2 separate regions of the Mus musculus genome follow, and region 2 is linked to region 1. Evidence: chromatin contacts called from ENCODE Hi-C or POLR2A ChIA-PET data. All regions are on one chromosome and are shown on one strand. Each heading gives the region's core, a stretch centred on a gene start or an enhancer-like site at or near the end of the contact. The rest is flanking DNA. Distances are from core to core; before and after follow the strand shown. Region 1 holds the start of Nub1 (negative regulator of ubiquitin-like proteins 1). Region 2 holds the start of Wdr86 (WD repeat domain 86).

The links. A loop is a pair of places that touch in the nucleus more often than their neighbours do. ChIA-PET counts read pairs that join two places held with the same protein, here RNA polymerase II (POLR2A).
Region 2: POLR2A ChIA-PET joins it to region 1 with 37 read pairs in embryonic stem cell. The contact joins the promoter of Wdr86 here to the promoter of Nub1 in region 1. A Hi-C loop is called at or near these places in 1 of 37 maps with a recorded cell type or tissue (v-Abl transformed pro-B cells). POLR2A ChIA-PET finds 5 or more read pairs at or near these places in 3 of 5 experiments (Patski and embryonic stem cell).

Annotation. Positions count from the first base shown.
Region 1 is chr5:24,684,552-24,687,076 of GRCm38, forward strand. It overlaps Nub1 (negative regulator of ubiquitin-like proteins 1), which reads left to right and starts at 1,264. Exons shown (of 15, transcript NM_016736.3): 1 at 1,264-1,471.
Region 2 is chr5:24,729,420-24,731,944 of GRCm38, forward strand. Wdr86 (WD repeat domain 86) reads right to left here and starts at 1,261. Exons shown (of 6, transcript NM_001081441.1): 1 at 762-1,261. The coding sequence starts at 924. Gm42231 (a long non-coding RNA gene) reads left to right here and starts at 1,571. Exons shown (of 2, transcript XR_880885.3): 1 at 1,571-1,647. RefSeq lists an enhancer at 1,135-2,424.

The DNA of each region.
Region 1 (2,525 bases), core at 14-2,513:
TTCTTTTGTTTGGTTCTGAAAGCTTTGTCAGTTTGGAGGGCATAACAAACAACTTGCAAATCTGATCCTTATCATAATAACAATTTGTTTAGTTCCTGATTCACAGTGAGGCCAGGCATTTTTGGACTGACTAAGCAGGCCTGCTCTGGGTTCTCCAGTACGTGTGTGGGAAGCGGGTGTTGAATGATGGATCTAGCTTCACTGGCAGGCTGGCAATTGGCAAACTCCTCGCTGGGGTTCCTGGTTGCTTAGGCTCCTGCAGGCTTGCTCAGGCCTCCTCTCACAGTCTGCAGCAAGATGGGGCTCAACACCAGAGCATTGTTTCTTTTCTCATAGTATTTAAAAAAAAAAAGGCCTTTTTTTTTTTTTTTTTTTTTGGTTTTTGGTTTTTGGTCTTTTTGAGACAGGGTTTCTCTGTTTAGCCCTGGCTTTCCGGAACTCACTCTGTAGACCAGGCTGGCCTCGAGCTCAGAAATCCCCCGCCTCTGCCTTCCAAGTGCTGGAATTAAAGGCGTGCGCCACCACTGCCCGGCGTCTTCATTTTTTTATGCCCGTTTGGATTGTTCCCTTACATAGACATAAGGGCACATGCATTTTTCACAGCGCTGAGCAAAGCAGATGTCTCTATCTACTGTACTCATGGTGGGAGTAGCCGCTGGAGGGAGGCATGGGTAGCGTACCTAACTTCACCATGAGCGGGGATCCTGGTGGGATTGTGGAGGGTAGTGTGAGAATCCTTTAGTCTAGGGGATCCCCTAGGCCTAGTAGAGGGAAGACGAGAAAAGGTTCAGGAAAACAGGTCTTGCTCTGTCAAGGCTTTTGGGGAATAAATAAAGGCAGACTCATTTTCCTCTGACTCTGAAAAACTCGGTCTGGGAGTGGTCCGAAGACCTCGTGATTGAAGACTAGCATTGCCTCACTTCCATTCCTCACCACGCCTCTTCCCCCTGCACAGCAGACCCCCTCCCACCGCTTTTGACCAGTTTTAGCCTTGCCTTTCCACCTAACAGCTCCACCTACAGTCGGCCCTTGCCTCCATCTTCCTCCTCGCCCGGTCCCACATCCGCTCCACCGCAAACTACCAGCCCCGCCCACAGATCGCCTGACCCTCAGCGCGGCCCTCGCCCCAACCACTTTGTCTCTCTTCCCCCTTACACGTCAGCCCCGCCCTAGCTACACTCTCCCTATTTCCATCTACTCTGTTGTCCCGCCCCATATCAGCCCCGCCCATTAAATACTAGCCCCGCCCACAGCCGCGTTTTCAGGGCTTCCTTCCGTTCGATGCTTCAGATCGCCCTTCAAGCCCCTTGGCCCCACCCTTCCATGCAGCTCCGGTCCTCGACCGGCCTTCCGGACAGCGCGAGGGGGCGGAGCCGGGGGCGGGGCCGGCCTCACCCGGAATGAAAACAAACGGCGGCCTTTGCCGCATCCGGGCACTCGGCAGGTCGCAGCTGGCTCGGCAGTGGCGCAGGTGAGACGGCTGCGGCAGCGACCGGGCCTTGGGCCTGGGCCTGGTAGCGCGGCCGGGGCGGCCGTGGGCTCGGTGGGCAGGAGCGGCCAGGCGGACGCGGCGAGGCGGGCTGGGGCGGAAGCGGGAGGGGGTCGCGGCGGGGCGGAGGGGAAGGGATGGACACCAGCCAGCAGCTTGAGTTTGGATGAGCTGACTGCCGGGGCTGACAGCGGAACGCGGGGTGTGAGAACGCAAGCTTTCTGGACCCACACTTGTCCTCGCCTCCTTCCCTTGCTTTTAAATAGGAGGCCCTAATGGCATGTCATTTCCCCGAGAGGGAACGTGTTGAATGTGCGTAAGGTTGTATGCAATCTCGATTGATCTACAAGTGAAAGTGGTATTTTCAACATTGATGCCTAAGGTTTCACTTTCGGTTCAGAGCGCTGATCTTGATGATTTACGTGTTTTCTGCGTTGGAACGCCCAGCAACACACATGAAACAGTTCTCCAATTAAAATTGAAAACTGGGCTGTTAGATTTTCTTCCTTTTGACCTAACACATGTCATTCTGGTACCTGTAACTGGATTTTCATAGGTTTGAATACAGTGGTTTAATTTAATTAATTAATTTTTTTGAGATGGTGACTCACTATGTAGCTCTGGTTGTCCTGGAATTCGCTAAAGGCGAGCAAAACTATAATCAAGCCGGTGGTTTAATTTTGTTCAACATTAAATCTTTATGTTAATCTGGGCATGGCATACCTTTAGCCCCAGCATTTAGGAGGCAGAGATGATCAGGTGATCTCTGTGAGTTCAAGTCCAGCCTGGTCTACATAGTAAGTTCCAGGACAGAGCTGAGTAGTGAGACTCTGTCATGGTTTTAAAAAAAACAAAACAAAAACAAAAAAACTTAGTCGGGCGTGGTGGCGCACGCCTTTAATCCCAGCACTTGGAAGGCAGAGGCGGGGGATTTCCGAGTTCGAGGCCAGCCTGGTCTACAAAGTGAGTTCCAGGACAGCCAGGGCTATACAGAGAAACCCTGTCTCAAAAAACCTAAATAAATAAATAAATAAAT
Region 2 (2,525 bases), core at 11-2,510, 45 kb after region 1:
TACCTTATACTGTTTTCACTTCAAACTGATAGCGTAGGAATGAAGCAGTTTTGAAGGTAACTGTTTCACTGGAAGGGCTTGGGCCAGGCCACCCAGCATTTGCTGATCAGGGAGGAAAAGCTGAAGATAAGGAGCGGTACCTGTGCAAAAACCTTGGCATGCCTCCTCTAGTCCGCATGTGCGACTGCAAAGGCCAGCAGCCGGCCAGGGGCACCCCATAATGCAGGGTGGGAGCACCCAAGACAAGGCTGGCCAGAGTGAACAGAATATGAATCAACAGGTGGATACGAAAGACACATTATGCATTTCCGTGCATGATAGTTCTCGTTTCATTTCAAATATGCAAGATAGACTTCCCTATTCCCCAGAAGTTTGAACCAATCCTCTTTCTTCTGGCCATACTTGAAATGAGGCCAACAAGGAGCTTGGGGGTGGGGAGGAGTGGGGGTTCAAGTCTCAAGGGTGCCCTTCAGCCCTGGGCAAGTCCCTAACATGGTAACACCGGTTCCGTGTAAGGATTTCATGGGACTGGTTGACAAAAGGATCTTTCATTGGGGTGCGCGCTTTGGTGCGACCCACACACTCGGGCTCCTCACGGCTTCCCGCCAAGAGCTCAAGGGCTGGGGGAGCTCCTGGATGAGCAGGAGCTAGAGCCCTACTCTTCCAGAAGGGGGCTGCGGGGCCCGGAAGAGTGAGGTCTGGGTGCGGTGCAGGTGAGCGTGAAGAGGCGGGAAAGGTCGCGAGCACGCGCGCCCATCTACCTTGAAGGAGCGCGCAGCACTGGCCGTCCACGGTGCTCCAGAGGCGGGCTGTGCCGTCCTCGCTGCCCGTCAGCAGGCGCTGCCCGTCGGGGCTCAGGCTCAGCCAGTTGATGCCCCCGCGGTGGTCCGCACAGACCCTCAGAGCCGACCCGCTGCTCCCCATCGCTGGCCTGGGGTAAAGAGGCGCTGAGCCCGGCTAGAGAGCGGCGCTCCAGCGTCCGCTCGTGGTCCTGGCCGGGCTCGGCCAGGCAATGGCCATCGTGGGGGGTGGGAGAGCGCCTCGTTCCTGCAAAGGCTCGAGGTGCGGCGGGGAACAAGGATTATGACTCTCCACCGGTGTCCTCCGCTCTCTCAGCTCCGATGCAAGGACCCAGGTGAGACCTCCCCTACTCAGAACCTTCTCGGGGCTCAGGAGGGGTGGGCGCTTCTGCGCAGAGGAGCCCACCAGGTCTGAAGCCGGTAGAAGAACCCGAGAAGCGGAGCGCGGAACAATACAATCCAGCCTGGCTCCTCCTCAGAGACCACCCCCCAACCTGTCCCCTCCCACTTTTCGGGCCGCGCGCCAACCCCCACCCCAAGACTCCCTGGTCGTCCTCCGGGAACAGAACTTAGAAGCTATCCGGGTCCCTCGTTGGGGACCGTTTCCACGTGCTTCATGTACGACCCTTCCAACTGCCTAGGCTGGATTCTGTTCCCTGTCACTCTCGCTGACCTTGTCCCCAGAGCCCAAGGCAAGAAGGAGGTGGACCGAAGAGTCTGGAGTCTTAGGAGACCCCCGATGAAGGGCAGAAGCTGCGGAACCCCGAGTACGCCCTTTCTGGGAAATAACAAGCACACCCCAAATTCTACTTGGGCCAGGCTGGATCCTGGCCGTTGGGGGTTGGAGGTAAGACCAGAGGTCAGGTTCGCCCTTCCACCCATCACCACCCCACCCCCAGCTGGGCGCGCGCCTTTGAGGTCCCACTGAGCTCTGCAGGAATCCTATACCCAGCCCGCAGCCCTCCCGGAGCTCAGTCGGCTGGTTCCTATTAGAGCAGTTCCGGGTGCTGACTTTGCTGGGGGCGGGGAGGGTGACCCCCAACTCTGATCCTCCAGGTCCTAAAGATCGCAGAGTTTCTCGAACCCTCCAGGGCTCTTTTTGGAGTCCAGAAAGAAAGGCTGGAAAGAGATGGTTTAGAGGAGGCGGCCCTCGGGGTGATGTGATGACCTGCCTTAATCACTCTGGATGACCCCATTCAATTCCAAGAAAACCCCAGAATGGGTCCCGCGGCACAGCCGGCTTCATTCCCCGAGTGGCAGTGGCGCAACCAAATACATGGGCTTTTTTCTTTCTCCAAACTCTCAATCAGCTTAGGAGACACTGAGGAGCCAGCTGAGGGTGTTAAGGAGTGTTTTGATGGGATCTGGAATGTGGAGCTGGTGAGTACAGGAAGGGTAGAGGACTCAGGAGCCAGAGTGCCCACTAAGGGCCCATCCTGAGTTCATCTGGTACGCTGACCTTTAGAAGGCATTTGCATCATCCCGGTGCGAAGACTGGTGGGTAGCTGGCTGCACAGGAGAGCTCAGCGGGAGTAGGAGTGTGTGAGCAGTGGGCACCCTAGAGCAAGCGTCCTGCATGCTGAGGTGTGGGATAAGGAAACTGAGACTGCTCACCTAGAGAGGAGCCAGAGGATGCAGGGACCTGCATTCTCAGGAGGAAGACTTGTAAAAGATTTTAGGGAACAGCCAGGACTAGGTGGCATGAACACATTCACAGCCTCGAAG